Regions from separate parts of the Mus musculus genome. Here all the other regions are linked to region 3. Evidence: chromatin loops called from intact Hi-C (ENCODE). Cell type or tissue: heart. All regions are shown on one strand.

The links. A loop is a pair of places that touch in the nucleus more often than their neighbours do. Peaks named below come from ENCODE experiments on the same cell type or tissue, not always from the same donor. Only the 100,000 strongest peaks of a DNase experiment are listed, where the experiment ranks them.
Region 1: it touches region 3 in a loop (2.3-fold over the local background); 3 of 42 quality-filtered maps call a loop at or near these places.
Region 2: a loop joins it to region 3, with 2.7 times the contacts of the local background. A loop is called at or near these places in 2 of 42 quality-filtered maps.
Region 4: a loop joins it to region 3, with 2.9 times the contacts of the local background. A loop is called at or near these places in 6 of 42 quality-filtered maps.
Region 5: a loop joins it to region 3, with 3 times the contacts of the local background. A loop is called at or near these places in 5 of 42 quality-filtered maps.
Region 6: it touches region 3 in a loop (11-fold over the local background); 6 of 42 quality-filtered maps call a loop at or near these places.

What each region holds. Positions count from the first base shown.
Region 1 is chr3:117,105,898-117,109,897 of GRCm38, reverse strand. No RefSeq gene overlaps it. Among named protein-coding and RNA genes, the nearest start is that of 1700061I17Rik, 30 kb to the right of the region's middle. In heart, no CTCF peak of the experiment used is centred here; no DNase peak of the experiment used is centred here.
Region 2 is chr3:116,805,811-116,809,810 of GRCm38, reverse strand. Agl (amylo-1,6-glucosidase, 4-alpha-glucanotransferase) reads left to right here and starts at 1,645. Exons shown (of 34, transcript NM_001081326.1): 1 at 1,645-1,783; 2 at 2,394-2,543. The coding sequence starts at 2,462. In heart, no CTCF peak of the experiment used is centred here; DNase peaks (open chromatin) are centred at 1,170 and 1,620; H3K4me3 peaks cover 3,201 bases; H3K27ac peaks cover 2,810 bases.
Region 3 is chr3:116,964,378-116,968,377 of GRCm38, reverse strand. All of the region lies in intron 1 of Palmd (palmdelphin), which reads left to right. It overlaps Gm52613 (a long non-coding RNA gene), which reads right to left and starts at 1,356. Exons shown (of 2, transcript XR_003954544.1): 1 at 1,106-1,356; 2 at 362-652. 4930455H04Rik (RIKEN cDNA 4930455H04 gene) reads right to left here and starts at 111. Exons shown (of 3, transcript NR_040596.1): 1 at 1-111. In heart, a CTCF peak has its summit at 1,921; DNase peaks (open chromatin) are centred at 1,347, 1,967 and 3,767; H3K4me3 peaks cover 764 bases; H3K27ac peaks cover 581 bases.
Region 4 is chr3:117,037,227-117,041,226 of GRCm38, reverse strand. No RefSeq gene overlaps it. Among named protein-coding and RNA genes, the nearest start is that of 1700061I17Rik, 39 kb to the left of the region's middle. In heart, no CTCF peak of the experiment used is centred here; a DNase peak (open chromatin) is centred at 2,456.
Region 5 is chr3:117,118,514-117,122,513 of GRCm38, reverse strand. No RefSeq gene overlaps it. Among named protein-coding and RNA genes, the nearest start is that of 1700061I17Rik, 43 kb to the right of the region's middle. In heart, a CTCF peak has its summit at 1,931 (motif pointing left); no DNase peak of the experiment used is centred here.
Region 6 is chr3:117,018,120-117,022,119 of GRCm38, reverse strand. No RefSeq gene overlaps it. Among named protein-coding and RNA genes, the nearest start is that of Palmd, 51 kb to the right of the region's middle. In heart, no CTCF peak of the experiment used is centred here; a DNase peak (open chromatin) is centred at 1,609.

The DNA of each region.
Region 1 (4,000 bases), 140 kb before region 3:
GCCTTCATTTTCCTGATGAGAAAATTAAACAGAATCATTTACTTTGGAAGATGGCAAAGGAAATTTCCTAATATGTCATCTTTGCTAGGGTACAGGAAACTCATCTTCATGGCAACTATTTATTGACATAAGTAAAACCTACCTCATTAGCTGGTTTTGTTCTTTCCCTGGCACAGCATGGGAGCCCCCATACAACATGGAGTTTTATTCTAGCACTGTAAATCTAGTGCTCACAGCAGAAAGGAAAGCCATTCCCATTAGAACCAGGAAAATCTGAGGTTAAATAAGAGATGGTGTATGTTCAAGCCAAAAGCTCAGTTTCTCTTGATACACAGAGTGGTGCTGGCTTCCAATTTCAACAGCATAGTGCATCTAAGGCTGTAGAATGGCTGTCATCCAGAAACAGAGGCTAAGGAGCCCAAGCTCCTCTCTCCCCTCTTCCCTCTTCCCTCTCCTCTCTCTTCTTTCTCTCCTCTCTCCTCTTCTCTCTCTGCTCCTCTCTCCTCTCTCTCCCCTCTCCTCCTCTCCCTTCTTCCCTCTCACCTCTTCCCCCTCTCCCTGCCCCCATCCTGCCTTTGATTTGCTTCGATATTTCTTGGAAGGAGCATAGGCCTTTAGAGAAGTTAAAATGTTCTTATTTCCCGTTGCAAAGCTTGATCGCAGTCAATAAAACTAAACAAGACCCGGAAAAGGGTGGGCCCAGCATTTTTATCCGTGGCCTGGGAGGGTTATCAGTGGATTTTCCACTAAAAGAAACACTTCAGGGCTTCGGGGCAGAGGCTTTAATTTGCTCTGATTACTTTCACATTTTTTCCTAATTCGGCATGAACATTGAAAACAAATGCCGCCCCTTGGAATGTTGACAGTAAAGTTAGACATCAATCTAAACCTCCTACAACAGAAGAGTGAGCTGGTCCCCTCTTCCAACAGTGGAATCGAGCAGACTGCAGGAAGAAAAACACCATTTTCTTCATATGTGAATCAACTGTGTTTTATTTGATGCCATAAAGAATATTGTTCTTGCAATCATGAAAAATGTTTGGGGGGATGCACAAGCAACCACTCTTTGTGCTGTCAGAAAATTCCTCCTTATCCCTGTGATGTCGCTCTTCTCTTGCCACAGGTCATTCAGGATGGCCAGGGAGCTGTTTAAAGTGTATTCCCCACCCTTGCAGCTGGCACAGTGAGCCAGGACTTCCAGGTGTCTCACCGGGATATGCGCATTTTCAACAAGCCTCCTATAGAATTTTCATATGCATTCAAGTTTGGAACTGTGCGTTTATGGACAGGGGAATTAGCACTGCATGTAAACTCTGCCATGACCTACCTTGCGACTTTCGATGCTTTACTTGAAGTAAACACGATATACTATTATATCTTGCCAAACAACAATGAATGAGTTGTGAGAATTAAGAAGAGCCTGAGGTGCCATGTCAGGGCAAGATATAAAATGGCCTGGAAGATTAGCACACTGAGCTAAAAATGACTGTTCTCAGATGCAGAGGTATATGTTGTTTGAGAGCACTGTTTTCTTTTTAAAAGTCATACTCAAGGATATGTATGCATTTTCATTTCTGAAAATATTACCTCCACTTTCCCCTATACGTTGGATAGGGTAGCTTGCAGTCTACTATGTATTTTACATGAGAATGAAAAACATCTCGGAAATGACCAATTTGCAGACAACTCACGCCAGTGCTCCCAGCCCAATACGCTCTGCACAATTAGCGTGTCTCTGGGGCAAAGTCTGACCTCCCCTAGATGAGAAAGCATCTAAACATTTGAGTGCTGCTACAAACTAAACTAATGAATATTTGATTCTTGCCAGCTGCTTCATAATCCCCCTCCTGCCTAAAAGCCTCGAGATTACAAAGTCCAATTTTTGCTTTCTCTGGGGCTTTGCACCCCACATGTACAACAGCCAAATCCCTCTGGTGTTTTCCTCACAACAGCAACAAAGACAGTGAAGGCAGCTGTAAATGAAGTCACTTCTAAAAGATAGATCCAAAAGTTTATTCATTCTTTTCTGCAAGAACATGCAGTTCAAACGCTGCTCTTGCTCTGCCATCCCCTTAGGGCAGCTGAAGTGTGAGGTCCAAACTGAAGCCAGCAAGAGGAAGTCACAGGAAGACTGGAGGCTGAAGAAACTGGGGCTGATAACACATACTTTATTCGCTAACATACAGGCCAATCGTCTGGCAGATACTGGCAGGTATTCAGGCACACATCAGCACATACAGGCCACAGGCAAGTAGTAAGAGACACACATGCACATCAGCATACAGGACTCTCAGAGGTAGGCACATCTGTCTATAGGCAGGCACACACAGGCAGGCTGGCAAGGATGAGACCTCTGACCATAGTTAAACCCATACAAAGGTGGCATTCTGCTGGAGATCATTGCACAGCAAATTACATCATTGCCTACTCTTGAGTTCCCCAGGCATCTGGTGTCACCCATTTTGTGCTGACTCCCAGAACCACCTGGATATCCAGCGTTAACCATCTTGACCCATGCCAAATAGCAACATCAACACCACATTGTCTAAATGTGACTGACCGTTAAGGCCCTCAGAGTCCTATACATAGCCCCAGGGACCAAGAAACTAAGGATCCACCAAAATTAAAGTAGATGTTCTGGGAAAAAATCTTTAACAGCATTTCAGGTTAGATTAAAAGAAACCTGAACCCATTAGTAATAATAATAAAATAAAATGTTTTGATTATGTAACTCCTTATAGACTTTGAATGCATCCCTTAGTGGATCATTTGTTAATCATTGTGTCTAGATGTCTTGTTAACATCTAGAAATCATATCAATAGAAGGGTTATGCCTTTAAGTTGCATAGTAAGGTACTCACCAAATAAGGAAGGAAGGGAGGGAGAGAGGGAAGGGAGAGGGAGGGAGGAAGAAGGAGGAAGGAAGGAAGGAAGGAAGGAAGGAAGGAAGGAAGGAAGGAAGGAAGGAAGAGAGGGAGGGAGGAAGGAAGAGGAAAGGGGAGGAGAAGGTAGGGGAGGGGGAGGGGAGGAAAGGAAAAGAGGAAGGGAAGAAGGAAGGAAAGGAAGGGAGGGAAGGAAGGAGGGAGGGAGGGAGGGAAGGAAGGAAGGAAGGAAGGAAGGAAGGAAGGAAGGAAGGAAGGAAGGAAGGAAGGAAGGGGAAGGAAGGGAGGGGAAAGGAAGGGAGGGAGGGAGGAAGAGAGACCTCAGAAGTCAAAGGACTCACTCACTATGTCTTTAAAACACCAAGTCCTTCCTTTTAAAGGACAGTCATCAACACTATCCTCATGCCAACCTTCCACATTATCAACTCGTCACACATTACCTTGTGGCTATTAATAATTACAAAACCATAGCTTAAAAGTGTACTAATTGTGTGTGAAGTTGGGATTGAGGGGCATCCTATAAGCCCATCTCTGCTTTTGATATCTATTGTAAATTTGTATTCCTGGAGAACAGAGTTGGCTAGAGTAACTCATAAGAAAAGCACAAAGAAGTCATTAGAAGTTGTTTTACCCCCAAGTACGGTATAAAATAGAAGTTTCGCAGAATTCAAACCCAGGCAGGGAAGATGGGCACTCAAAAGAACCTTTTATTCATTAATTTATTTATTCACTTTACATCCCAATATCAGCCCCTCTCTCCTCCCACCCCCCAGCTCCTCTCCCCCCATTCCCTTAATGAGATCCATGCTGTTTCCATGTTCCCCTCCCCCCTGCTGTGGATTCATTAGCTCATGGCTTACCCATACAAAGGATGGTGATTTAGGGTTTTGTCAAATGAAAAAAATTTACCTGTGCCGTGGTGTTTCACATCTTTCCTGGGGAGTTGTGGGCAATTTTCCACCGTGGTTAGCAATTTCTAAATTCTCCAGAGATCAAGTTGAATCTATGTGATCCCACCAAAATTGGCACTGTTGGGCTATGTGACCCAGCCTGAAATCCCAGAAAGTGAAATCCTCGTGTGTGTGTGTGTGTGTGTGTGTGTGTGTGTGTGTGTGTGT
Region 2 (4,000 bases), 160 kb after region 3:
AGCACTCTACGAGGAGTCTCTTACCAAAGCAGATGTCCGTGACTTACTATTCTCCTTATTTCACAAAATGAAACCTCCAAAGTTGAGTAGAATTAACAACACGTGAAAAATTTAAGCACTTTCAGAAGGATAAATCACCGCTATCTACTTGAGACATTAGACATACCATGTGAGTTGTGCTGGAGGCAGGACAATGGGAAAGGCTAGTTTTGCAGCCCTGGAGAACAGCTATCCACTGGGGAGCAGCAAAATGAGCTGGCCAGAGGATAGTGTGATGAATCTGTACCAGATAAAGTGTCAGAGCGTGCACCCATGCTCCACATTTCAGATGGAGAAGTTATGGATCAGAACGCTTTGGGTAATCTACATTTAAAAAAGAAAATCAGAGAAACCCAACATACAGCGATAGAGTGTGGTATCTGAGTCACCGGCTCCCATTCTTCAACCCTCCCCAAACGAAGACCTGCTGGGTTCATTAGTCTAGCAGGCAGCCTTCAACTGGGGGATTTCATGGTCAAGCAGGAGTTTGTAGCCAGTTCACAGAGGGCGCACTCTGGCCTCCACACTTCCTAGGAACACAGCAGAAGAGACGCCTAAGGGAACATCAGACCTGAAGGAGAAATCTTGAGATGACTGTCACAGAAAAACCAGAACGTCTTTATAAGCTAGAATGCACACTCATTCTTCCATTTTACCAAGTCCTTATTGATATCAAGCCACGGAAAATAATGCCAACCTTAGATGAAGGGTTTAGTGAACCAAAATCATCGGGAATGTACTTGAAATCACATACACTCCGTTGTTCATGAAGCGGCTTTAAGCATGTTACTTAACCTTTGAGGGAGTCTGTTTCCTTGTCTTTAAATCAACGGTAACCAAATAATAATAATAAAAATAAATAAAAAATAAAAATGCATGTTTGCTGTGACAAAACCCTGAACCAAAAGCAAGTTGGGGAAAGAAAGTGTTTGGCTTACACTTCCTGGTCACAGTGCTCTATTGGAGGAAGTTAAAGCAGGAACTCAACGAGAAAGACCCAGAGGCAGGACCTCAAGCAGAGACCATAGAGAAGTGCAGCTTGCTGGCTTGCTCCTCCCGGGCTGGGCCGCCTGTTTACCTATGGAACTAAGGCCCATCTGCCCAGGGGTGGCCATGCCTATTTTCCTCCCATATAGCAACCATAAAACAAGAAAATGCTCCCATGCACAAGCCCACAGGCCAATCTGATGGAGGCAGTTCCTTAGCTGAGGTCCCCTCTTCCCAGCGACCAGTGTGTCACAAGGTTAATGAAGCCAAGCAGGGAATTTTAAGAAACTTGGTTTTCCCAACTTTGCATTTTCTTCCCAGAAAGAACGTCCCTAACTAAACATTATCCCAGCTCTTCTTCGCTCTTGAACTCACTTTTCCTAGAGAGGCAGAGCGATCGCACATCAGGGCAATGACAGTTCCCAAAGCCCAGACCCCCTCAAACCCACAAGCCGTGCCCACCTCTCGCGAGATCAGTGGTCTGTGCTAGCGGGGGCGATGGCTCCCGGAAGTGGGCGGGGAGGCAGGGCCACGCCCCCCAGGCTAGTCCGGGGCCCAGCGGAGTCGGCACGTCCTCCGGCCGCGGGGGGCGGAGTCTCGGCGGCCCTGGCCTGTCACTGTCCCCTGGCCCGGGTCCCGGCGCCCCTCCCCGTGCCCTTCACGGCCGCCCTGCCCTCCCCGGGCCGCCGCTGCGTCCGGCGTTCCCGCTGTACCCGGCTCCGGCTCCCGCTCCCGACGCCGCACGTCTATCCCGCTCGTAAGTGCCTGGAATGCGTCCGTCTCCGGACGCGCATTCCTTCTATCTATAGCCGCTCTGTACATCGCATGCCACCGCCGCCGCAGCTATTCCCGGGACAGCAACTGCTAACCTCTCCAATCACCTCCCTATTGGTGGCTTCAGACCCGAATTTGGGAACTGGGCGCTCTTCCACCTGTTCAGCAGCCTGATCTGCTGGAGGCTACAGTGCCATTTGGAGTTTTCAGGGCCCCCTGGCTCAGGAACGGAATTTATGCCACTGAACTCCAGGGTTTTCGCGGATGCATTGCTTTTCTCTGAGAATGCTTTAGGGGTTTTGTTGGTCTGCTCTGTTTTGAACTGAGTGTAAGACTCTACATCTTTGCTTCAGGCTTTCTTATTCTGCTCCAAGAGAGAAGAAACTTCTCCCTTGTTGGGCTTTACTGACAAGATTTTGCTCTTTCTCATTGCTCTTCTTGGCTTTAAACCTATCTAGGACATGTAAGTGCCGCTGTCAACTCCAGAGAGTTTTAGGTCATATTTTCTTTTCTTTTCTTTCTTTCTTTCTTTTTTTTTTTCTTCTTCTTCTCCTTTTTTTTTTTTTTTTAAATAATTCCACTTTGTTTTATAGGGGTAACTCATTCCACTTTGGAGTCCTTTTAGTTCTACGGAAAGAGTTCGAATCCTCCAGAAGCCAAAATGGAACACAGTAAGCAGATTCGAATTTTACTACTGAACGAGATGGAGAAGCTAGAGAAGACCCTCTTCAGACTTGAACAAGGTCCGTTGCAAGTTGTTTGATTAGCTCTTTTTATGTCTTTTAATGCATTGGCGTTCTATTAGATTTTTTTTTAACTTAAAATTAGGGACTGGGTGTTGGCAGGTAGAATGCATGCTTAGCATAAATGAGGCTGTAGATTCAGTCCTCTGCATGAACAGACACACACACACACACACACACACACACACTCGCGCACTCAAATAACTTTAAGTTAGCTGAAATTTCATAGATCTTGATTTGTGCCAAAATGGTAGGTACATTGGTGGTGAGGAATGAATGTTGATTAAGAATAGACCTGTCACGTTAGCACAAAGATAGCTCAGCTCATCTTGCTGCAGACGACCACCGGAGGCAGACACTACAGGTTATAGGAAGTCCCTCGTGGGTAGAACTTGTGCCTAGCCTGGGTTCAGTCCCTACCTTAGGGAGAAAAAGAAGTGGTAGAGAGTGCGTGTGCAGTTAAAAGATTGAGCATGTTATTAGTAATAGCATTTATTGTTATAACTCGTGAAATCATATATAATGTAGCTTTGCATATATCTGTAGGGTGGCTTTTCAGAGCAAACTCTTTTCCTCTATTGAGCTTCAGCGCTGGGAGAGTAGAGTACAGCAAAAGGCGTAGTGAGCTTGCTAACCCTATCAGGAGCCTCTCAAGCAAGTAGAAGATGAAGCCAAATAAAAAGTGGAAAAACCTCTTCGGTGATGTTGAAACATGTTGGAGCCATCACTTAAAGAACTACATTGAGCTAGGGATATAGCTAAGTGGTATAGGACTTGCCTAATACAAGCAAAGTCTTGGGTTCAAGCCCCAGCATGACAGAAAAATGTAACTAAAGGTAAGATCAAAGATCAATTTGCAGGACTATCAGACACGCTAACTGACGCTTTACATTCAATACTGAAAACAGTCCACTGATAATTTATAAATATAACTTGTAAAATACAAGGAGGAAGTTTTTTTATGCATCAAGACAAAAATCAGTCTCCTGGATGAATTCAGTGAACATTGATAAACATCTTGAAGAATTTTTTTTCTTTAATACTTTTTAAAAGTGAGATTTTTGGAAAGCCATCTACTGTGTGGCCTTGATGCTGAACGGCCCTTGTCTTCCAGGTTTGCTCGGGGTTTTGGGTCACTGAGCTCTGGCTCCAGCTTGGCTCTCCTGACTCTGCCCTTCCCTGGGGTTGGTTTGTCCTTCTCTTCTGTCTTCAGTATTCCTCTCACTCTGGCATCTCTCCTCAGGCTCTCTGTCTTCCTCATTTCAGGTCATTGCCAGCGTGTGCCTGGTTCCCTTCTTGCTCTGTTCATCTACCATAGAAACCATGCATTCCCATGGCTGGGCTCTAGCCTCAATGCTGAGGACTCTGAAATAATGGCCTCAAGTGTCACTTTTTTCTTGGAAGCTTTTAAGTCAAGTATAATGACAAGGATTGGGAGGCAGACTTTTTATTTGTTT
Region 3 (4,000 bases):
TCTCCCAGGCCTTCCAAGTAGAGAAACAGAACTAAGCCTTCGTGGACTCTGGTCTGCTTCTCTTAACCCTTGTGACCCTCCATGACACTGGGGCTTCAGAACCTGAGATCCAGGGAAATGGTTCTGGAATTTACAGATGGTGTTTGCATTCTAAACGATAATCAAGGGTTGTTTGCTTGTTTGCTTGTTTTTATAAATAGTTTGTAAACTCTCCTCACCTTCTGTGGATATCTGAAGTTTAGGGTTTTTTCTTCAAATTCCTTCTATCGGACAAATGTTCTTATAGATGCCTAACTGGAAAACTTTTCAAAGCAATGAATAGAACCCCCAAAAGTTTTTTTTTAAAGAGGTAGATCAAAAGGAAGAAAATCGGAAACATTTTTATTCATGTGTCAAAGTATATTCCAGACAAACCTAACTGAATTAAAGCAAAGCTTGGTGTATGTATGTATGCATATATATATATGCGAAGTATTAAAACAGAAGAAAAGTAGCGAAGGCACGCATCAGAGTAATTCTCGCAGATCAGTTTTCCAGTACAGAAGGACAGACATAGTCCGAATAAGGTCTCAATACAGGAGCCATGCACAAGATGGACTTGGAAAATATTTCCCTAATTCCGGGAAGAAAAGTAGTACACTTGATGTTTGTTCTGGGGAAAAAAAAAATCAAAGCAAGAAATGAGTCACTTTTCTTAAATGATACCATTCTTTTTCTCATTTGCTTCCAAACTGCTGTATGTGACGATAACCTGGAAGTCCCTGACCTGGTCATCTATCGTTATTAGCTGTAACTTTTGATAGCATTTTTGCAAGGAAAAGCAACTTGGCAAATCCACACCCCTGTGCGTCACATTTTCTGACACTGAAATTAACCGTCAAAAAAGAAGTAACTACTTTCTGAAAAACTGACACTAAATCAAGGTAGATAGGAGGTTATCCAACTCTTTGCTCCTCAAATTCTCACAATTAATTAAGCAAATCCTAATTTAGGTTTTGTTGTGCATACACACACACACACACACACACACACACACACACACACACTAAGGGAATATAGCGGGGGTTTTTTCCCTCCTACCCAGAAAGGATAAATAAAAACCTACTTTCTTCACCAGTGAAAAGGAGCCAAGAGTCCACTAAGCAGCCTGGGCACCTTTCTATAGAGAGTACTTTTTAATTTCTGAATTCTAATTACTGTATTTTTTCCTTTCATCTTAAAAACCTTGGCCTGGATTTTTGTTTGTTTTGTTTTGTTGTTAAATCCGGCCACAGCTTCAGCTGTCCTCCTAGAAGGGACAGGAACTCCACTGTGCTCTGTTGTTCTTGGCATGGCCCTTTCACATTACAGCTGTTGGCTAAAGGTTACTTCACTGGGCCGTGTGAGTCGCTCACAACTAGGTTCCATTTCTCCCCACGGCTTTACCTCCCGGATAACCAAATGAAACAGTTGACTCGGTGATGCACACAGACACCTTCTTCTGTGTCTCTGCTACTGAACTGGGGAACATCTTATTTTAAGGTCTTGCTAAGTGTGGTTTGCAGCTTAGAGCATTTAGTGAACTAGGGCATGGTCCAAGTAGATGGCGGCTGAGAGTTATTCAGAAAGCCAAGGAATTTTCACTGAGGCTTCAGGTGCAATTAGATATAGAAGATCAAAATGCCTTAAAAGGAATTGAGTAGGTAGGCAGGTTCCTGAATATAGAGATACTTTCACTGTTAAAATTAATAAACTTTTAAAAATTATCCCACGAGCCCAAACATATCCCTTTAGAGTTAATTAAGTCTTGGAGGTACAGTCACAAAACTTAGCTTGAAAGTAAAATTCTTGCTTAAAGCCTGTAGGGTAAAAACTGGCAAAAGTTTATAGGAACGAATTTCCATAAGCCTGCACCTCACAGGGCTCAGTCACATTTGTCACCACCTAGAGGGGAAATGGAGTAGTTCCTCCGTGTCCATGGAAACAATACAACCACTCTCCTCCTGCACACCCTGGGAAATGCCAGCTTACTCCGCCCTGGCCTTGCCCAGGAAGCCACCCCTGCTATTCTTTCTTCCTAGGAAAAGAAAACACACCGTACCCAGGGAACTTTCAAGAGTTATCTCATTTTTTGAAAGGCATTAAAATTACAAAAACTCAGAGATAATCTTTTAACTGCTCTCCTACACTGAAATAATTTTTATATATGTCCATGACGGCAAAGATGTTAATTCCCTAAGACACCAAGACTCAACAACACAGAGACTTCACTGTAAAAGGACAAGAACAACAAACATTAACACTGCAAGAGCTGTTTGATTTTTTTATTATTATTAAATTATGATTCTCTAACTTTTGGCAGTAAAATGAAATAAGCTGTAAATATTGTTCTTACTCCACAGGGTCTCAAGTAACTAAAAAGGTGTTCTTTTAACTACAAATAATTGAAAAAAATTCATCTTCATATAATTTGGCTGAACCAAGTAGCATTACGATAAAACTACTGTAACCCTGTGGTGACGCCATTCATTTCCCATACCAGTAAATTTTATTTTAAGATCATTCACAAATTTTTTCAATGGTTTAAAGACAATGAGGGCCAAATTATGAAAGGACTCAGAAAGGATTATTTTGAGGAGGACATTAAAGTCTGGATGCTCCAAATTGACTCTTTTAATTAATTACCTTCACATTCTGCCTTCATTGCTCCACCCCTAAAGCCACTCCTCATTTCCTGAGTTGATGACCAAAGTACTCGTTAGTCAATGAGTTCCATTCCCAGCTGTAATCGAAAACAGAGCAACCTTGCATTGACTAAATATTATACTTGGAACCTCAAGAGTCTCTTGAGGCTATTTTCAAGCTAGTATGCATTTAGCAAATAACTAATTTTTATACAGACAAAGGGCTGTTGAAATCAATGTTTACCCACTATGTAGCCCTGGATGGATGGCTTGGCACTCAGCATGTAGACTAGGCTGACCTTGAACTCATAGAGATCTGCCTGCTTCTGCCTCCAAAGTGCTGCGGTTAAAGGCGCCAACACACCCAGCATGAAATTGATATTTAGTGTTACTGGAAATGGTGATACCAAATTCTCCATTATTTTGAGGGGGGTGTGGAGAAACGCAGGTCACACTGGCACTGATCGCCACAGAGCTACTCTTTGGAAGTAAGCACAGTCCGTGGTGAAGAACAAAATCCGAGTCCTGAGTGGGGTCCCAGAGAACAGAAAGATCCCCTCCCCTTCCACAGGAAACACGTTGCCGTATCTTCATTACTCTGGGAATGTTAGAAAATACAGCACTTAATATGGAAGTACTCCAGTGGAAATGCTCCTACATCTGGAGATTATAGACTTGTGAATGCAGGGCATTTCTGGGAAATGTTGTGATGAGGTCTGAGAACTAGCGTCAATTTGCAGAGAACGGACCCGGTTAGGAGAAGAGGGGCGGTGGGTTGGCTGGTGTGTTGCTTCTCACTGAAAGGCTTAGCTTTAGATAGTTACGGATGTGCCTATCAACCCGCTTGCTCACACTTTTCCTCAACTTGTGATTGTCCTTTGTGTCTTATGCATTTAAGCGGAAAGGTTTATAAGGAAACTCTGGGACATTGGGAGTGAGGATGGAAACGGCAGTTGCGAGAGGAGTGGTCGGGGCGGGGGATTCCCAAAGAGGGTAACACCTGGGTGCAGGCCTGCAGGAGGTAGGTTCTGTCAAAAGTTAGACCCCAGTAGGAATCTGAAGCTAGAGCACCTGCCAATGCCTCCCTCCCTTTGGCAAGGGGCCACCCAAAGTCCTGACACGGCAGTCTGAGCAACGGAGCCAGATCCGTGGGCCAAAGCTGCCCATGACGCAAAACAATAAGACTCTCTCACATTTCCCTGGATCCACTCCCTATTTCTTTCCACTCCCAGTGAATATTTTCTTGACTTGTAAATACAGGAATTTAGGAGGCCAGAAGCTCTTGCATAAACCAGAAGAAAATTTTAACTTTCCCAACTTAAAAATAAAGCATATTA
Region 4 (4,000 bases), 73 kb before region 3:
CTGGCCTCAAACTCAGAAATCTGCCTGCCTCTGCCTCCCAAGTGCTGGGATTAAAGGCGTGTGTCACCACGCCTGGCCGTTTGAATAAAGAATTTTTATTGGGGCTTCTAGTTCCAGAAGAGTGAAGAGTCCATCCCGGTGGGAAGCAGGGCTCTGAGCAAGAGACATGTGGCAGGAAGCTTTCATCCTTTAGTGAAAACACAAAGCAGAGGAAGAACATAGAAATGATGTGAGGCTTTTAGTCACAAAGCCCACCCCCAGTGATACTTCCTCCAGCAGGGCTGCACCACCCAAACCTCCCCAAACAGTGCCACCAACTGGGACCAAGCGTTCAAATACCAAGATGATGAGAGACAGTCCCCAAACTACTTACAGATCTTGGGGAATAAACATAAAAAACATGGCTGAATTGCCAATGAAATACCAAATAACCCAGTGTGTGAAATAACTATTTTCTGAGCTCCTTCCTACATTCCAAAAATGATTTCAGTAGACTGGGTCAATAGGCAGAATTATTACAGTATTATGATGCCAAATCATTCTATTATTAACATCAATAACATAGAAGTAAAGATTTTCAGAAAGATCTCCATATGATTCTAGGTTAATGTTTGCAGAAGCAGAAACTTTTTATAAGACTTAGTAGGTGGGAGCATTATTCTATGGATCTCATTGTCCTGAGATATTGTAAGGACAGAATGCAAACTGACCACCAGGTTCCAGCTTCTCTTATCTGTCTTTCACTGTCCCCAGTCCATCTTCCTCACTGCTGATCAATGTGGATCCTGCTTACTTAAAAATTTTGGTCTGTCATTCCACAAGACACCATAGCTATATGAATACAGCAGATTTCTGTACATATTTACTTGAGTTTCTGTTATAATTCCACTTGAGTGATGAAACATGCACAGTTTTTCGGATTTTACCCACAAACTCTGACTTTACCTGTGCAAATACTCTAAAGGGAAAAGTAAGTGACTCTGTTGGTTCCTAATGTCCTTCCTTTTGTAACAGTTGTACACCCAACTCTTCCCTTAGTTTTTAAATATTTATCCTCTATAATTACTATAACACTTATTCTAGATCTGCTTTCCTGCCTAGATTCTAACTAATAGAATCCTATATGGAAAATTTACAAAACAGAGAGAGGGAGAGAAAGAGAAAGAGAGAGAGAGAGAGAGAGAGAGAGAGAGAGAGAAAGAGAGAGAGAGAGAGAGAGAGAGAGAGAGAGAGAGAGAAAATGTAAGCATTACACAGGAAAAAGGCTTCCAATTCAACTATGTCCATAAAAGAGCCAATATTAAAGTATCCACTATTTATCTTAGCCTTGAAAATGAATCATAGGAGGGAAAGTATTTGAGCACATAAGTTACAAATAAATATTATTAAAATTAGTTCTCATGCATCCTTTCTTTCTGTATATATGTTAACATCACAGGACATGAGGAGATAAAATGGTTAGAGGGAGTTTCCCTTTCATGTATGATCTCTCTATTTGTGTGTGTGTGTTGTTTGCATGTATGCCTGTGTATCACATACATGCAGTGTCCATGAAGTCTAGAAGAAAACATTACATGCCCTGGAACTAGAATTACAGGCAATTGGAAGCTGACATGTGGGACCTGGGACCAAATCTAGGTCTTCAGGAAAAGCAGCCAGTGCTCTTAACTGTTGAGTCATCTTTCCACTCCACTCCCCTTTTTGACACAAGATCTCATGCAGCCCAGGATTGCTTCTAACTCTTGCTCTTCCTGCCTCCACTTCCCAAGCACTGGGATTACAGACATAGACCCCCACACACCATCTTCTTTTTCTTTTTGGTGACAAATTAATCCTACAGACATTATTAAAGACCTGTCTTCCTACATATGGTTAAACCAGGTTAAAGTTGAACAAGGAGATAAACAAGATAAGTACCTTACTAAGAATTTACAATCCAATAAACAATATACCTAAAGTGTTGATAACTCCAGTGAAAGGCAAAAGACTTTAAAGATGTGGTAAGAGGTGTTCCACGGCAATAGATAAGCATTTAGAACAAAATTAATTGCATTATGCTCTTTCCAAGTCTTTAAGTAAGGTCAAGAGAATGTAGTACATGACATCATTTGCCAAATATTTAATTTACTTAAATGTTTGATTAAGGGCTCTTTACAGGAATAAGTGGTCATGTTTTCTAAAGGTGCAGAGCATTACCCACAGAGCCATACCTGAAGCTTTGCATTGACAGTCAGAGCCTTTGTTTTGAGAGCATTAGGAAACAAAATAAGCAGGAGATGCAGTGATGTCTACCTAGCACACAACTTGCTGGAGAAAAACACTGTGCCTGCACTCCCCCTGTAGACCCTGGTAAAGGGAAGTAGTTCTCTTCTAGTCAAAATGCCTTGGGAGGTGAGACTTAAAGCCCTCTAAAGCCAGAGTCACGAAGAGAGGATGTTTGTCTTGGCAGTGGACTGGTCTACAATAACAGTGCTACTCATGAGCAATGTTAGGTTCTGAAGGTCAAAGAGCCACACCTTAGTTCGTAATTTAATACACAAGTGAAACAACACACTCCAGACCTTAGACAATGACTTGGCTAACAAAACAAGAATAATAGTGAGTGTCTGCTAGAAAATGCTTCCTCCAAAGATGAAGGAACAGAGGAGCCCAGCTTCTTTTGGGAGGACAGGTTCTCCTTGCTCATGTTTGTCTTCCTGCTCTCCAGTCTAGCTGATAGGATGTCATAAGGTTCTTGCTGGCAGGAACCAGAGAGCCTCCACCTCCCAGATATCCCTCTGGGCACTCTGTTCCCACTTTACAATAATGTGGCAAGTATCTGCCTCTTGCTCAGTCCTCATCCCAAGAGCAGAGCTTCTCTCGGGACAGAACTGTTATTCTTCATTGCAAAATAACTCGATAAGTTTCACATTTCCTGAGATAATAATAACATCCAAGAATTTTATCTCATAGAGCATCCCACAACTATCACCTTAAACCTTTGTTTGAACCATTCTATTGGTCCATAGTATATGGGAAGAGAACCAAATCCACAAAAGTTGTCTCCTTTCTCTCTCTGTCTCTCTGTCTCTCTGTCTCTGTCTCTCTGTCTCTGTCTCTCTCGCTCTCTCACATACACAGAGAGAGAGAGAGAGAGAGAGAGAGAGAGAGAGAGAGAGAGAGAGAGAGAGAGAGAGAGAGAGCAGTGTTTACAAACTGAGCACCTCTGTGAAGCAGAACCAGCAGCACTGTGAATAGAGAAACTTCCCAACACAGGAACAAGTATAGGCAGTGAGCTCCATTCCTATACAATAGAGAAGGTGGAAAACAGGAAAAGTTCATTATATGACTGGCACAGGTCTTAAAAATAAGTTAAGAAAAGCTACCATATGCAAGTTAACAGTTTAATGGCCTGCAGGAAATTCAGTGGTCTTGAGATTAAAGAAAGCATAGCTAAACTCTTGACCAAGACATAACCACAGGATACCTTGATACTAAGTTATCCTTAATATAAACATGGGACAGGATTCTTAGCCACCAATTTCATATGTGGTGCTGAGGATTAAGCAGGAGTCATGGACAGTGGCTCCCAGATAACAGAGAGAATGAGAGAATTACTCTGCACAAATTCCTTTTTTTTTTATTTTATTTTTAATTTATTTTTTACACTCCATATTCCATTCCCTGTCCCCCCCATCCACCCTCCAACTGATCCACATCCCACAACCTCCTCCCCTCACCCCGCACCCCATCTCCATGTGGATGCCCTGACCCCCCCACCACACCCGACATCTAAATTCCCTGGGGCCTCCAGTCTCTTGAGGGTTAGGTGCATCATCTCTGAATGAACACAGACCCGGAAGTCCTCTACAGTATGTATCTTGAGGGCCTCATATCAGCTGGTGTATGCTGTCTGTTTGGTGGTCCAGTGTTTGAGAGATCTCAGGAGTCCAAATTAATTGAGACTGCTGGTCCTCCTACAGTATCACCCTTCTCCTCAGCTTCTTTCAGCCTTCCCTAA
Region 5 (4,000 bases), 150 kb before region 3:
AGATGATACTGAAACCTAAAGCTTCTCTAGATTATGGAAATAAACCCCAACTCTGTGAATGAGCTCCTCCTTCATATAGGGAAAAAGAGGCAATATGCTTCACTCAAGACAGCAGATGCCAGAGGCCAAAATAGCTACATTCACAAGGGAGATCTCTCTGTGAAATCAGCAGATGGTGAAAGCTCCCCAGAAAATGGAGCTTTTTTTTTAAACACTGGTCCCTGAAAAGAAAAGTAAGATGTAGGTAATTGGAAAAGAAGGTTATAAGGTATTTGAGGTCATAGGAACTGTGTGGTTAAAAAAAAAAAAAAAAAAAAAGATAAGTCATGGAAGGCAGGAGTGTATAATGTACCTCCATTGAGCAATCTGTGCAATCAGCCTGGAAGGAGGGATTCAATGCAAAGAGCCAGAAGCATCCATCTAAAATGCTTGGCTGATAATGAAATCCTCAAGTTTTTAAAGGAACCAAGTTACTATAAGGAAAAATATTTTATCACTTTTAATGTTTAGCATTGCCAGCGCATGGTGATTGAGAAGTGAAGACTGAATTCAGTTAGCATTTAGAAGTATTTCTAAGTTCTCTAGACAATGAGCCTCCTTTGCCCTAGGTATCCATGCTCAGTTTAGGGAATGTTTAAGCAACTATTCCTGAAAAATGCAATGCTCAGGGCTGGGTAAATGGCTCAGTCAATAAAGTGCTTACTGCACAATCATGAAGATGTGACTTTGACCCTCAGCATGAACACTGCAAAAAGTCACGAAGTGGTGGGACAGAAACGATTCAGCAGTTAGGAGCACCTACTGCTTTGGCAGACGGCCCAAGTTAGGTTCCCAGCGCCCATATCAAGTGGCTTGCAATAATCATCCCTAACCCTAGTTCCAAGGGATCTGGTGCCACCTTTTGGCCCCTGTAGATATCAGCACTCATAGGCCCATACACAGAAAGCCAGAAAGCCTGCATGTGCGCACGCACACGCGCGCACACACACACACACACACACACACACACACACACACACACTAAAAATAAAATTTAAAATACAATCTTTAAAAGCCAAGTGCAGCAGGATATGCTTGTAATTACAACAGTGGATAAGTGGAAATAGATTTTCTGGTCGGTCAATCTAACTCAGTTAGAAAGCACCAGGTTCGGGGGAGACAATGTTTCAAGTAAAAATAAAAACCTGTCTGTCTGTCTGTCTATCTGTCTGTCTTGGAAAGGACTACTAATGCTGTGATGAAACACCATGACAAAAATCAAGTCGGAGAGGGATTATACTTCCACACCACTGTTCATCATCAAAGGATGCCAAGACAGGAAAATGGGGCAGGAAGCTGGAGGCTGGAGCTGATGCAGAGGTTGTGAAGGAGTGCGGCTTACTGGCTTGCTTTCTTGTAGAATCCAGGAACACCTGGCCATGAATCACCCCACTCATAATGGGCTGCACCCTCTGCCATCAATAATTCATTAAGAAAACGCCCTACTGGCTTGCCTATAGCCTGATTTTATGGAGACATTTTCTTAATTGAGGTTGCCTCCTCTCAGATGACGTTAGCTTGTGTCAAATTGACATAAAACTACTCATCATATATATCTCTATCTGTCTGTCTGCCTGCCTGTCCCTGAACTGCTTGTTTCCTAGGCATAGACTAAGCATATCACAGACATTTTCTCCCATAATCCCAAAACACTCCTGTAATTATGGTCATCCTCATTGTGTAGATGAGGAAATGAGGCTTAAAGAAATTAATCGGCTTGCCCAAGTTCATGCCGCCAGTGAGGATGGAAACAAGGCCAAAAGCAGGTATTTCTGGAACTAAACTGCATGTTCTTAACCGGTTTTCCTGATGGTGTTCTCATCACTAATTAGTAGTTTCATGTTTGGAAGCTGCCGTTGGTCCTGGCCTTCCTTGTGCATTCTATGCTGCCACCATCTGGTTTCTTTTGAGAAGTTCAGGCTTTTCCTCTGCAGTTATTCTCAGACTCATTGGAATCCTGCATTCCCTTGAAGAGAGGGCTGCAATGTGTGTGGATTCGGTGTACGTGACTTAAAAATCTCCAGCCTTGTCAGTATATTCCCTATTACACCAGTGTGATGTGTTAGGGCCACTGAGATTTGAATAAAAATTAACTCAGTGACCAAATTGTGCTAACAAAAGACAAATTCAAAGCCAGACAGCCATGGTGTGGAAAGGCTGCTGGAGGCAGGGCAACCCTGAATGCAGGGAGTAGAGGGAGCGTCATGCACATTCTCTGCTGTTGATGAGGAGATGCTGGACTTAGTCAGGACAGAAGAGCTGAGAAGGAGACGCAGGCTCCAAGGCAGCGGATTTTCAACCTTCCTAATGCTAGCAAGCAGGATATCTGATATGCAACCCCCCCCCAGGGGGTGATGACCTCCAAGTTCACGACCGCTGTCTGAGGTCACAGGGAAGACATTCAGAAGAGTCAGGAAGGAGCCAGTAGAGATTCGTTCCTTAGTCATTTGCTTGCGAAGGCTTACAACCACAACCTTATGAAAAATGAAACACCTTCGCATGTGTAACAATGATAATAGATCCTTTGCCAATGCCTTGCTGACATCCGGTTTCTTCTGCTAGTCTTCATGCCCCAGGGTGTATGAAGCCTGGTTTTCCCTGTATGGGAGGTAAGAGCAAGACAGAAGCGTGTTTCATCTCTATGGCAAAGTGAGGCAACATCTGATGTAGAATGGGCAAAGGTCGGCAGTTGGAAGCTCTACATTGTACTCTGACCTCTCTGCCCTCTGAGGGTTTGGGAGCCTTGAAGCTGGCCGACCTGCCAGAGCTATACAGTTCATGCACCTTGAATCTCTTGTTTGAGAGCATAGCCATAACACTTATCGAGATTCTTAGAACAACAAGACATGTGTTTAATGCCTGCTCAACTTCCCAGCACTACATTTATTACTTCAATCAGGATGACTGCCTTTTCAAGACCAACCCTGGGCTGCAGAGTGAGACCGTATTTCCAAAACAAGCAACTCCAAAACCACCAAATCTGTTGTGTTGTTTCACTAACTTGCACAAGGATGCTATAAAGTGTAGATTCAGCCCTCCCCCTAGTACTACATAACCGACAAATGATCTAACTCATCAGTCCTTGTGAACATGCTAAGAAGGTAGAGTCTGTCACTAGGCCTGAGAAGCTGAACAGCATTCAAGGTCAAACAGAACTGTGAAGCTGTCAGGTTTCATCTAGTCCCAAAAGCTATTAACCACACTGCACTCTGACACTTGTTCAATACCTGGGTGCCTCCCACACCTTATACATGCAGGTGCACATGTGTGACTGCCCTGGGTGCCTCCCACACCTTATACATGCAGGTGCACATGTGTGACTGCCCTGGGTGCCTCCCACACCTTATACATGCAGGTGCACATGTGTGACTGCCCTGGGTGCCTCCCACACCTTATACATGCAGGTGCACATGTGTGACTGCCCTGGGTGCCTCCCACACCTTATACATGCAGGTGCACATGTGTGACTGCCCTGGGTGCCTCCCACACCTTATACATGCAGGTGCACATGTGTGACTGCCCTGGGTGCCTCCCACACCTTATACATGCAGGTGCACATGTGTGACTGCCTTGGGTACCTCCCACACCTTATACATGCAGGTGCACATGTGTGACTGCCCTGGGTGCCTCCCACACCTTATCCACGCAGGTGCACATGTGTGACTGCACAGTCCTGTGTCTGCCCCTTACTCGGCAGTGGTCTGGCAGGAGGAAGAGATTCAGAGTTCATATGATCAGAAGCCCATCATTCAGTGCCCACTCTAACACCCCCTCCCCCTTCTGTCTACCTGACGAGGAGGAAAGTTTAACACAAGATGACAACGAAACTGACGAGCGGGAAGTTTCAATTACCAGCGTCTGGGATGCGTAGAGTCTCTCGGAAGAGACAGGATTGGTCTTTGAGTTTCTATAGTGATGGTTGTGAATGTTTCAACTAGCCATGGTTGTACTATGACAAGCT
Region 6 (4,000 bases), 54 kb before region 3:
AATGCGAAGAAACAGAAGTCCAAGGTTGCCTCCTTCATACCCACTCTTGAGACACATTTCATAGCATTGTTGGACTTTGTGCTTTCCCTCTGGTTGCCATGGCATCAGAGGGAACAAATGCCTCGCTTCAATTTTAAAGCTGAATTCCCTTACAGACAAAATTGTTTCCACTTGAGGATACCCTCCCACCCCACCCGAGGCCTTTCAGAAGAACACAGCTTGAAAATATGGATGGAATGAACCACTGTTCTCAGATTGGAGTTGGGAATGGAGTGAGGGTGTGACTACATAATTTTATTTTTATTTTTCAAATGAGAAAATGCAAAAAAAAAAAAAACAACGCATTCTTGAACCTTGTTCTGTGAGCCCCTTCACCTACAGATGCAAATGGCATTTAGCCATGTTAATCTCAGCCTTTGAATCTATGTAGATATATTTTGTATTATACATTGCAAAGTTATATATCAATTACATATACTAGATAATGACGTATATTCTTTTTCCTTCACCTTAAACCTCAGAGTAGAATAGAGTAACTGTGGATGGAAATACTTAAAAGGTATATTTTCTCCTTATGATTATGCTACTAAAGAGAAATCACAGATAGCCTTATAAGTTATCCTGGGTTCCATAAGAAAAAAATATCTGAGTCAACCACTATAAAGCCATGGATTTTCTTTCTATGATGATCTGAAATTACTAATTCACTCACAAATTTGACTTAGGAAACACAGTAAGGTGACAAGGCTAGTCCCATAAATCAAGGAATAAGACTTTAAAGGGCATAAAAATATGCATGAAATTTGTGCTATAGTGGCAAGTATACAGATTTTTACATGAAGTATTTCAAATCTAAGGCCTTCAATTTAGTAGATATGTGACATTGAACATGTTATTTAAATTCCCAAAGCTTTAACTCGCCAATTTCTAATTATTTACACTGCAAAAAAAAAAAAAATATATATATATATATATATATATATATATATATATCCCGCTCTAGTCTTGCACTGAACATTAAATAAAATGAAATATGAAGTTAAAAGTCTTATAAAATGTTTGACACACAGTAGGTGTTCAGCTTATATTAACACTCTTCTTTTCATGACAGTCTGATTAGAACTATAAAGGTGTCCTGGCAGTAGCAGTGATGTTCCCATTGTTGTTTAGCTGGATAGTGATTTAAGGTTGTTCTCCAGTTCTGTGCTGAGAAATGCTCAGAATAACGCTTCCAGCTCTCAGGAGGTTGAAACAGGAGAATTGCCATGAGTTGAAGACCAGCCTGGGCTACATAGTGAGTTTTAGGCTAGACTGAGCTACAGAACAAGACCTACCTCCAAAAACAATAAAAAGTTTTCTACTCCAACTTAAGCATCAGGACGGACGGGAGAGTTCGTAGAGCCAGAGGTTCCATTTTCTGATTGCTTAGATCAGTAGCGGAAATAAGTTTATTGCAAACCATCAAAACTGAAAGAGAAGAACACATGACTCTGTTTGCTGTTAAGGAATCTCCTTAACTGTTCTACCAGGACTTTAGCACTCATATAAAAATCAAAGGAAGAAAGCAAGAGATGCTTCCTTCCGCATATTTGGCATCAATGGGCGGATGTGGAGGCTGTGCAGGTAAACAGAGTCAGGAAGCAAAACCTCATTAGAAGCTAATTGCTTTATAATTAGCCCTACAGGAAGTAAATACCATCAGGAGCTCAGTCAAGGGACATTTGAAGAATATGAGATTAAATTAAACCAATTCCTTACTAAGACTCCTGAAAATATATAAAAGGCACCAAAAATATATTTTAATACTGCCATAATTAACTTAGGACCTCATGAACAGCATAAGTATAACATTCTTATTTTCTTTTTTTTTTCTTTCCAATTTTATTAGGTATTTAGCTCATTTACATTTCCAATGCTATACCAAAAGTCCCCCATACCCACCCACCCCCACTCCCCTACCCGCCCACTCCCCCTTTTTGGCCCTGGTGTTCCCCTGTTCTGGGGCATATAAAGTTTGTGTGTCCAATGGGCCTCTCTTTCCAGTGATGGCCGACTAGGCCATCCTTTGATACATATGCAGCTAGAGTCAAGAGCTGCGGGGTACTGGTTAGTTCATAATGTTGATCCACCTATAGGGTTGCAGATCCCTTTAGCTCCTTGGGTACTTTCTCTAGCTCCTCCATTGGGAGCCCTGTGATCCATCCATTAGCTGACTGTGGGCATCCACTTCTGTGTTTGCTAGGCCCCGGCATAGTCTCACAAGAGACAGCTACATCTGGGTTCTTTCGATAAAATCTTGCTAGTGTGTGCAATGGTGTCAGCGTTTGGATGCTGATTATGGGGTGGATCCCTGGATAAGGCAGTCTCTACATGGTCCATCCTTTCATCTCAGCTCCAAACTTTGTCTCTGTAACTCCTTCCAAGGGTGTTTTGTTCCCACTTCTAAGGAGGGGTATAGTGTCCACACTTCAGTCTTCATTTTTCTTGAGTTTCATGTGTTTAGGAAATTGTATCTTATATCTTGGATATCCTAGGTTTTGGGCTAATATCCACTTATCAGTGAGTACATATAGTGTGAGTTCCTTTGTGAATGTGTTACCTCACTCAGGATGATGCCCTCCAGGTCCATCCATTTGGCTAGGAATTTCATAAATTCATTCTTTTAAATAGCTGAGTAGTACTCCATTGTGTAGATGTACCACATTTTCTGTATCCATTCCTCTGTTGAGGGGCATCTGGGTTCCTTCCAGCTTCTGGCTATTATAAATAAGGCTGCTATGAACATAGTGGAGCATGTGTCCTTCTTACCAGTTGGGGCATCTTCTGGATATATGCCCAGGAGAGGTATTGCTGGATCCTCCGGTAGTACTATATCCAGTTTTCTGAGGAACCGCCAGACTGATTTCCAGAGTGGTTGTACAAGCCTGCAATCCCACCAACAATGGAGGAGTGTTCCTCTTTCTCCACATCCTCGCCAGCATCTGCTGTCACCTGAATTTTTGATCTTAGCCATTCTGACTGGTGTGAGGTGGAATCTCAGGGTTGTTTTGATTTGCATTTCCCTGATGATTAAGGATGTTGAACATTTTTTCAGGTGCTTCTCTGCCATTCGGTATTCCTCAGGTGAGAATTCTTTGTTCAGTTCTGAGCCCCATTTTTTAATGGGGTTATTTGATTTTCTGAAGTCCACCTTCTTGAGTTCTTTATATATGTTGGATATTAGTCCCCTATCTGATTTAGGATAGGTAAAGATCCTTTCCCAATCTGTTGGTGGTCTTTTTGTCTTATTGACGGTGTCTTTTGCCTTGCAGAAACTTTGGAGTTTCATTAGGTCCCATTTGTCAATTCTCGATCTTACAGCACAAGCCATTGCTGTTCTGTTCAGGAATTTTTCCCCTGTGCCCATATCTTCAAGGCTTTTCCCCACTTTCTCCTCTATACGTTTCAGTGTCTCTGGTTTTATGTGAAGTTCTTTGATCCATTTAGATTTGACCTTAGTACAAGGAGATAAGTATGGATCGATTCTCATTCTTCTACATGATAACAACCAGTTGTGCCAGCACCATTTGTTGAAAATGCTGTCTTTTTTCCACTGGATGGTTTTTGCTCTCTTGTCGAAGATCAAGTGACCATAGGTGTGTGGGTTCATTTCTGGGTCTTCAATTCTATTCCATTGGTCTACTTGTCTGTCTCTATACCAGTACCATGCAGTTTTTACCACAATTGCTCTGTAGTAAAGCTTTAGGTCAGGCATGGTGATTCCACCAGAGGTTCTTTTATCCTTGAGAAGAGTTTTTGCTATCCTAGGTTTTTTGTTATTCCAGATGAATTTGCAAATTGCTCCTTCTAATTCGTTGAAGAACTGAGTTGGAATTTTGATGGGGATTGCATTGAATCTGTAGATTGCTTTTGGCAAGATAGCCATTTTTACAATGTTGATCCTGCCAATCCATGAGCATGGGAGATCTTTACATTCTTATTTTCTATACCAGTTCATTGA